2 separate regions of the Homo sapiens genome follow, and region 1 is linked to region 2. Evidence: chromatin contacts called from ENCODE Hi-C or POLR2A ChIA-PET data. All regions are on one chromosome and are shown on one strand. Each heading gives the region's core, a stretch centred on a gene start or an enhancer-like site at or near the end of the contact. The rest is flanking DNA. Distances are from core to core; before and after follow the strand shown.

Evidence for each region. Hi-C counts contacts between places; a loop is a spot of excess contacts on that map. ChIA-PET counts read pairs that join two places held with the same protein, here RNA polymerase II (POLR2A). Pooled maps may share reads with other maps.
Region 1: a loop to region 2 is called in a pooled map, with 2.2 times the contacts of the local background. The contact joins two enhancer-like sites. A Hi-C loop is called at or near these places in 1 of 168 maps with a recorded cell type or tissue (K562) and 3 of 50 pooled maps. POLR2A ChIA-PET finds 5 or more read pairs at or near these places in 2 of 52 experiments (BJ and WTC11).

Annotation. Positions count from the first base shown.
Region 1 is chr6:7,171,124-7,175,726 of GRCh38, forward strand. The region is part of intron 1 of RREB1 (ras responsive element binding protein 1); the gene reads left to right. Among named protein-coding and RNA genes, the nearest start is that of RREB1, 65 kb to the left of the region's middle. Within about 2 kb of position 1,593, at least 8 of the 41 ENCODE cell types and tissues checked have a DNase peak (open chromatin) inside an H3K27ac peak, as active enhancers do.
Region 2 is chr6:6,721,761-6,726,333 of GRCh38, forward strand. The region is part of intron 2 of LOC101928004 (a long non-coding RNA gene); the gene reads right to left. LOC101928047 (a long non-coding RNA gene) reads left to right here. Exons shown (of 6, transcript XR_001743949.2): 5 at 3,021-3,540. Among named protein-coding and RNA genes, the nearest start is that of LY86-AS1, 100 kb to the left of the region's middle. RefSeq lists enhancers at 3,023-3,716, 3,033-3,092. Within about 2 kb of position 3,227, at least 29 of the 41 ENCODE cell types and tissues checked have a DNase peak (open chromatin) inside an H3K27ac peak, as active enhancers do.

The DNA of each region.
Region 1 (4,603 bases), core at 343-2,842, 450 kb after region 2:
ATTCAGGCAGAGCCTCCTTTGCTTGGCTGCTTCTAGAACACAAGGGTATATAACGTGAAGTGCCCCATCACTTTGCAGAGCAAGCGTAGTGTTTCCAAACTCTTGCCCGCTGCAACGAACCTTTTAGACTGAGGTGGAAGTCCAGTTCTGCCTCCTGCCAGGGAGAGGAGGGCAGAGGTGAAGGGGGAGGAGAGCACTCCGCCTTCCTGCCTTGACGGGGACGGAAATGGAAAGCCAGGTGCAGAGCATCTGGAAGGGCAGCAGTGATGCAGAGCGAGATTATTAGAAGTCAGAGAACGTGACTAAGGGAGCACACCTGTGCTCTCCAGCCATGGGCCAGGAGTCGCACACTTTTCCAAAAGAAATTTAACAGAGTTCAGCAACTGGATTTATTACATTGCTCTACCACGCAGCAGCTCTAGGATCTTGGAGACAAGTGACTCAGTCCCTCTCAACCTTTGTCTTTATGGCTGTACACTGGGAACAATCCTCATGGTTGTTGTTTTGAGGATTAAATGAGACAGTGCATGTGGCACATGGTGCTCAAAAATGGTTAGCCATGATGAAGTGTGATGGGTGTGATGGCAACATTAGAGGTGAGTGTGTCCTGGAATTTGGAACCACGAGCCATGGGTCAGTGGGAGTCATGTGGAACATGGCCATGAGGGATGAGGTCAGGAGAGGGGTGCAGGCAGATATTCTGGGGCAAGGAACTGAGCAGAAAGGGTAACCAAGGGGACTGGTGTGCGACGGGGCCAGAAGGTGGACTGAGGCCAGAGCATGGAGACTCTTGAATGGCAGGTTAAAGAGCCTGACCATTAGTCTTTTTTTTTTTTTTTGGAGATAAAGTCTGGCCCTGTTGACCAGGCTTGAGTACAGTGACGTCATGCTAGCTCAGTGCAGCTTCGCACTCCTGGGCTCATGCAATCCTCCTGCCTCAGCCTCCCAAGTAGCTGGGACTGCAGGAGGGTGCTACCATACCTGCCTAATATTTAAATTTCTTATAGAGATGTGGTCTCACTTCGTTGCCCAGGCTGGTCTCAAACTCCTGGTCTTAAGTGATCTTCCCACTTGGCCTCCCAAAGTGGTGGGATTAGAGGCATGAGCCACTGTGCCTGGCTTGCTGTAGTCTTGAGAGGATGAGAGTATAGGAGTGTTCTGGAGCTCAGAAGATACCCAAAGAGGAGGCCGACATATATATCTTGGGTCCCAAGTTTGCTGCCCCCCTTCACCTCTGCACTTTTGTCTTGAATGTGGCCTGTACCAAGGGATGCATCCCCCCACCCCGGCTTCTTTTTTTTCTGTATCAGAGATGGGTTTTGCTGTGTTGCCCAGGCTGGTCTTGAACTCCTAACCTCAAGTGATCCTCCTGCCTCTCCGTCCCAAAGTGGTGGGATTATAGGCATGAGCCACCATGCCCAGCTCTCCCCAATCTCTTAGGAGTCCCTTCTCACCCAGGAAGAGAAGATCAGAGTTGGACGAAGCAGCTCACGGTGCCCCATGGTGTAGGGGCCTGCTCTAAGGCTCCTGTCTTACCAAAGCCTGTGCCAGCCACGGGTTGCCGGTGTGGGGGGGTGGGGGTGACTTTCTTGGGTTGCCGCCCTATCCAAGGCATAGCCTGGACCCTAAGCCAAGAAACACATCAACTTCCTGGAACTCAAAGCCGTCATCACAGCTGTCTCAGCCCTCAGAGCACATGTGAGGTGGTTAGAAGAGATAGTTTTGCCCCGAGCTTTGCAGGCAGAACAGGCATGGCCCTCGTGGAACATTTAGCCTGGTTTGATTCTGTCCCCAGCCTAGCCAAGACTCAGCCCATCCTTCAAGAGATGCCTTTGCTGTTTGTCAAGCTCCCTCCTGGCTCAGACCATTTTAGTGTCTGATCTCTTAACTAAAACTTGTAGCCTGTCGTGGGTTGGCCTGAACTGGTCAACTAGGCTCTTACATAGTATGGATCAGCCATCCCAAGTATTTGAGGGTGTTGTGGAGACTCTGCACTGTGCCCATCCTGGTCAAGTGTTGTAAAACCCACTGTTCTGTCGTCTGTGGGAACATTTTTTTCAGGGCCTCTACCATCATCCTAGGCATCTAAACTTATTCCACATTTCCTGGGGGCCTTAGGACAGAGTTTAGATTTCACTTCAAGAACCCTCAGGAGGCTGGGGCGGTTTGGATCACCTTAGGTCAGGAGTTCGAGACCACCCTGGCAAACATGGCGAAACCCCGTCTCTACTAAAAATACAGAAACTAGCCAGGCGTGGTGGTGCACGGCTGAGGTAGGAGAATCACTTGAACCCAGGAGGCGGAGATTGCAGTGAGCCAAGATCGCGTCACTGCACTCCAGCCTGGGCGACAGAATGAGACTCTGTCTCAAAAACATGAAGAAAAAAAAAAAAAAGAACTCTCAGGTTTTTGCCTATAATCCCAGCACTTTGGGAGGCTGAGGCGGGTAGATCACTTGAGGCCAGGAGTTCAAGACCCACCTGGGCAACATGGCAAAACCCTAAAAACCCAATTTTAGTCTCAACTAAAAATGCAAAAATTAAAGTTAGCCGGGTGTGGTGGCACACACGCCTGTAATCCCAGCTACCCGGGAGGCTTGAGGCACAAGAATCGCCTGAACCAGGGAGGCAGAGGTTACAGGCTTTCAGCCTTGGCGACAGAAAAAAAAAAAGGGAAAGAAAGAAAAAAAAGGAAAGAAACCCTCGGGTTTTTCAGAAGCTGGGATGCAGCCCTTATCTTTCATCTCTTCATTGCTGTCTCCTTAGACCTGGAGACCTGCCCCTTAATCTTCTGTTTCTGGCTTTACATAGCATTGTCCCGTATCTCCCCCGGGGCTTGGGGGCTGGCCTTTCCCTCCTCCCACAGAGGGACTTCCGCCCTCTCTTAGTCCTCCTGCCTCCGTTGACTTTGCGTAAATCTTGTGGGAGTGCAAATCCAGAAATTCAGCAGCCTCCACCAACAACCAGACCCAGGCTTTCTGTCACACTTCACCTACAGGAGTCATCTTTAGGGTGCTACTAGTCTTTCCTTTTTTTTTTTTTTTTTCTGAAGCATTGTTGATGGAGGTAAGGGGTGTCTTAGAGTTTCTTCTAATAACTCTTTTGTACTTTTCCGCTCTTCAAGCTCTGTGACTCCCTCAGGCCTAATAGAACCCAAAACAAACAGCCTCGTGAACTCTGGCTTTATATTGCAAGACATTCTCAATATTCAAATCATTTACACCCAAGGGCAAGAGGATGGAAGTTTCAAGGTCAAGTCTCTCAGCCTAGCCCTCTTTCTCTAAAACCATCCTCTCCTTGCTGTCCTGTGTGCTTCCAGGACGCTACCCGGTGGACCTTTTTTTAAGGTGTCTTTTTAAAATGAAGGGAAATAAAATAAAATGAAATGAAGGGGAGGCAGCAGATCTAAATTTTAATGGAAGTCTTAGCTACATGCTAGAAAATCTTAATTCTAGACACTTGTTTAGACTCTGAAGTGTGTTTATTTATTGTATTTATTTATTTTTTTGAGACAGACTCTCTGTCGTCCAGGCTGGAGTGCAGAGGCACAATCTCAGCTCACTGCAACCTCCGCCTTCCGGGTTCAAGTGATTCTCCTGCCTCAGTCTCCCAGGTAGCTGGGATTACAGGTGTGCACCATGATGTTCAGCTAATTTTTGTATTTTTAGTAGAGATGGGGTTTTGCCATGTTGGCCAGGCTGGTCACAAACTCCTGACCTCAGGTGATCCACCTGCCTCAGTGTCCCTAAGTGCTGGGATTATAGATGTGAGCCACCGCGCCTGGCCTATTTATTTATTTATTTATTTTAATTTTTGTTATATCTTTTTATTTTGAAGTGTGTTTTTATTAATTATGAGTAAAACTATGGTTCATGCTATTTATTTGGAGATCTTGGCAGTTTCTAGAAAAAAACCAAAGGGCTATTCCTCTTCAGGCTTTGTTCCTAATGAAATTTGTTATTAATTAAAATATGAAAAAAGAATAACTGCTTTTTTTTAAGCAATATTTAATTTCACCTTAGATGGGTGAAGATAGTCTGAAAGGATGTTTGTGCATTTCTGAAAACTCCACGGGTATTTTTCATAAAATGGGCTTGATTCATAGTTTACAAGAGGGCAGGTCATGTGTCACGCAAAACAGGGATTCTTACCCTGCTGTCCCTGGGTGGGTTTCTAGGGTCCCTGACCCTCCTGGTACTGAATGAAAATGTTGAGTATAGAGTATGTGCATTGTTTCAGTGGGGTGGGATGGGGGGGGTATAATGTCCAGTTTGAGGGTCTCTGCATTCCCTTCTGTGGCACAGGGTCCGTCCCTGTGGGTTAGTCCTGAGGTTCATGGTGACAGCTGTGTGGCATGGATGGGCAGCTTGTCTGTAGATGCTCCAGAAGGGGAATAAAAGTGAGAAAATATGCCAAGCAGTTGTTTCTCGCCCGGTGTTGTCCGTGTGGGGTTTATTTTACCTCTGAGTTTTCTCCCAGTTTTGTGCTCTTCACGTTAGCTGAGGGAGGCTGTGTTGAGAGCCAGGGAATGTGGCCACATGCTGTAGCTCTGGGAGATGCTGCATTCCAGTTTTCTCCCAGCACAGGGCTTTGAAGCCCTTGAC
Region 2 (4,573 bases), core at 1,977-4,476:
CTTTGTAGGGATTAGGTAAATCACAGGTGCACCCTTACCTGAACCAGCCAGCAGCTTATTCATTAATCAAGTGCTTAACAAGCTGTTGCTCCAAGTTCCCCTCTCAGCCTGGCAGACTGGTGTCTTTGGACTGATTCCCAGTTTGGGGCCCCCTCAGCTCCCCTTTTCCACTCTGCCAAAACTTCTCCCTGCAGGTCCTGTCCTATTCTCTTCTCTGCTATATTCCCCATGCAGAGTTGGCCTCTTGGGTTTCTCCTATGTTTCTCCAGCTTTCTGACTCCTGCCCAGAGGCTGCTCTTAAGACTCAGGTTGTGATCTGAACCAGTTTCTCCACAAGGAGTCCCAGGTCTGTCCTCTCTGAACCATTGTCTTTCTTTGCAAAGCTTTTCTACTTGGATCCTATATCCCCTTCCCGCACCTGCCCATGGTCCAAATGCGGCACAGAACTCACCAAAACCAGCTCTACATGTCATTCCCATCTGCTCAAGCCTTAATACTGACTTCTTCCAATAGAATAAGCCCTGCATCCAAACAATCTAATGCTCACATTTTCATTTTACCAGGGAGGAAACAGGCTTGGAGAAGTAACTTGCCTGTGAGCCTATAAAAGTGGCAAAGCTGGCCGGGTGTGGTGGCTCACGCTTGTAATCTCAGTACTTTGAGAGGCCAGGGTGGGAGGATTGCTTGAGCCCGGGAGTTGGAGACCAGTTTGGGCAACAAAATGAGACTTCACTACAAATAATTTTTTGAAAATTAGCTGGGTGTGGCAATGCACCTATGGTCCCAGCTACACGGGAGGCTGAGGTGGGAGAATCACTTCAGCTCAGGCAGTCCAGGCAATATTGAGCTGTGATCACGCCACTGCACTCCAGCCTGGGTGACAGAGCAACACCCGATCTCAAAAAAAAAAAAAAAAAAAAAAAAAAAAAAAGAGGTGGGGGGCAAAGCCACAATGCAAGGGTTACCTGAATTTGGTGGGCTGCCTATTGCACGGGGTAGGGTATATTCAGAGCCTCGTCTACTTTCTGCTGAGCTGAAGTCCTACTGTTGGGTACCATTTTCCCCAGGACCCCACGGCATTCAGATCTTGCCGGCTTCCTCCAGCCACTGCTAGAAGAACATTAGCAGCGAATCATGGAATGTCAGGGATTCAAAGTAGAGGCCCTCTGGTTACATCCTTTTGTTTTAAACATCACATATAAGCCCAGGGCCCTCTGTTTACTTTTGATTTTACCCAAATAGAACCAACTAGGGAGCAGATGTGTGCAGCTCAGCAGGAATCCAGCTTTGGGGAAATACTGAGGTCTCCAGACTTGGGACTGGCTTTGTGTGAAATGCTTGGTTAGGGGAAAGGGGCTCCCTGCTGAACAAGACTGGAAAAACATCTCCCAAAGGCACCTTGTGGCATCTGTAAGCTGTGGGTTGCAGGGGTGCTCATAAAACAAAACTCAAGATAGAAAATACACATATTTCAGACCCAGCTCTGTCCCCTTGAAGCCAGCACTAACAGCCAGCTTGACCCTTTTTCCTGACAATCCCTTACAATGTGGGAGCCAGGGTTCCCACAGGGCCTGAAGAGGACATGCCCGGGGCTCCTATAGCCTTAGAGAGCTGCTCACACGATCTGGGGCTGGATGAGCACCATCAGGCTTATGGAGAGAGACTAGGCCAAAAGTTCAGGCCAGTTCTGTTGAAAGAGAGAACACTTTAAAAAAAAAAATTGTGTTTCTTCAGAATTTGCTCAGGATTATCAGAAAAGAGAGAAGGAAAAAAAAAAACTTTCATCCTCTACAGTTGAGCAGGGAAGGGATGGGGAAAGACTCATTTCCTAATGACAGCCTTTTGTAACTGAAGATCTAAATAAGGTAAAAAATAAAAATGCTTCTCCATTTCTACAAGAAGTGGCCAGCCAGGAAAGGGACTTCTTGTCTAACCCTCCTGTGAAAATGAGGCTCATTCAGTCAGATTTCAACCCAGCCTTCTCCACTTTCTGCCTCCATCACCCTTCCGGGGGCAGAATTTAGCAGTGGTCTGCCACCCCGAGCAGCCGCTCCCACAGGAACTGCCTCATTAAGCTCTGTGACCAGTAACTCCCAACTTAGGAAAAGCTCAAGAAGGACCACTCTGCTTTGTTTGCACTTTTCCAAGAACCCTTACTACATAAAACGTTCTAAACTTGGGAACACTAACTTTTGCACTGTTTCCCACCGAGCCACAGAGCTCGCACCAGCATCACGCTCTCCCTTTGCCAGGATCTGAGCTCGCTGGAGGAAAATACAAGTTCCTCTTTCAGCTTCTTTCCTTCACTTCTGGAGACAAGCTTTCCAGCTACCAAAACAGAACGTTTCCCAGGTTTTCCTCCCACACCTATGAACTTTGTTCCTTGATTAAATCCTAGTTTCCCCTCTAAACAGAACTGGACTATGTCCAACCAATGTCTTCAGTTTCTGCAAACATTAACTCTGATGTTTTTTTTCAAGAGGTTTGTGTTCGGCTTTTGAGTAGGTTCCGGAGGCTGCCAGTGGAAAGTCTGAGGGGGGTATCAGCAGCATTTTACCCCATCCCCCGCATCCCCTCTGGCCAGCAGGACAGGAAAAGGAAGCCTGTTTGCGTGCACGAGCCTGCTGACCGGCCTTTGCCATGCGCTGTGCTTTCCTTTGTAGACACAGAGGGACTGCGAGGGAGGATGAGCAACTCCTTCCTAAGCTGGTAGGGTACATGGCTCCAAGAAACGCTCCTGGTCTGGAGTGGAATGTAGGACCGTTCTCCTCTCACAGCCAGCCACACAAAGCTACCTGTCTTCGGACATCTTTCCCCGACGCTTGAGCAGGCTGCAGGGAAAGGGGCCCGCTTACCCGGAGGAAGGAAACCCTCCGCAGACCCTCCAGGAAGGCAGGCCTGGGGCGCCCCTTCCCCGGGGAGCCTGGAAACCCACAAGGCAGGAGCCATTAGAGGGCAGCACGTGCCTGTCTCATAACACTGAGCAGACTCGTCTTTTTTTTTTCTTCTTCCAATTACAGGGTGTTTCAAAAAGCAAAAGTACCGTGGCTCCAGCGTCAGCAGAAAAACAAGTTAGAAAGACAGGCAGGGGAGGGGGCGATCCCTCCAACTCCAAAGCTGTGCCAGGGAGACACCGCTCTTGGGGAAGTTGGGCTGCAGCCCCCGCACGTGCTAGGAAGATAAGTGAAGGTCCCAACACATCCTGTCCCCTTAGAGCCCCTGGGGCCCAGCAGCCGGGCCCAGCAGCCCGACCCAGCGCCTAGAGCCCATTCGCAGACAGCGCGCTGAGGCGGCTTGGGCGCCATGCCCTTTGGGTTACTCAGCTCTTCAGCCTCCTGGAACGCTAGGACAAAGGAGTGCCTTGGTGCTGGCAGAAGCCGGGGGGCACAGCTGGGTTTTACAAGGAAGGACGAAATCTCATCTCAGCAATCGGGATAGATCAACCGTTGCCCGTCTGAGGTGACCCAATTCAGGGACCAGCCGCTTGGCTCTGAACACACACGTGTCACAACCCCAGCTCGTACCCAGGCCTTGCTAGAGGTAAGAACGTGGCATCCCTCCCTGGGACCAACTCGAGCGCCACTTGGGCGTCCCCTGCCAGGACCGCTCTGCATTGCAAAGGGCCCCTGGGGCGTTCAGGATTGGCCTCTGCCCCTCCTCCCACTGCACCATTCTCTTCTTCCCACCGCACATCTCTTCCTAATTCACCAAGGGGTTCCACCCCAAGGAAGAACTCCTTCGTGCTGGAAAAAGCCTGGGGCAGCACGGTGGGCCTCCCCCTCCATCTGGGTCACCAGAGGCAGGGAGGGAGGAGGCTTGTGTAATCTTACTATTCATTTCTCCGTGCAAGCTCCTCGGGACAGGCCTGAATTCATGATACCATCTCATTGGAAGACCTTTGCCCCCAAAGGGCCTGGGCAGATTGAAGCGTCTAGCAGAGGTGAGGGGTGACAGGTGACCAAACCCCAGCCCTGAGGTCTCACCACCTGCTCACAAGCCCAGAGCTGGGGTGGTGGGGTTCTCACTGCCTTCTCCCCATCCCCCTTCTCATTGCATTTCCTTTCCCCCACTCTGGCCTCGGAACCCAGGCGGCCAGTCCTTAGCCAGTCCCTTCTCGCTGTTGTCCAATCTGTCACTGTGCCTGACTATTCTTTAGGAAGTGGTTACTGTTTGTTGCACACCATTCACAAACACTTCATTTTCAGATCCTGCCCTCTGCACACTACGTGCTAGGACCTTGGCAGGCCCCGTGAGTGGCCAAGTTCCGTACTCTTGGTCATCAGCATCTGATCTGCCTCTGGAACTCCTCTTTCTCCTTCCTTGTTCAATTCAGCGGTTTCAGTTGACAAAGACCAGGGAGCCTCTAACCCCGGGGGCGTACTAACCATAGAAATATCACTCAGTCTAGCATAGAGTGCGCCTATAACTGAATGGGGAACTTCACTGATAGTGCTTCCAGTTTCCAATAGCATTAGGCTAGGTATTTGGACTACATTTCCCACTGACAACCATTTAAAAGCTGGATAAGATATAAAACAACTCAATCTTTCTGTTGAAATTGTCAAATAGTAAG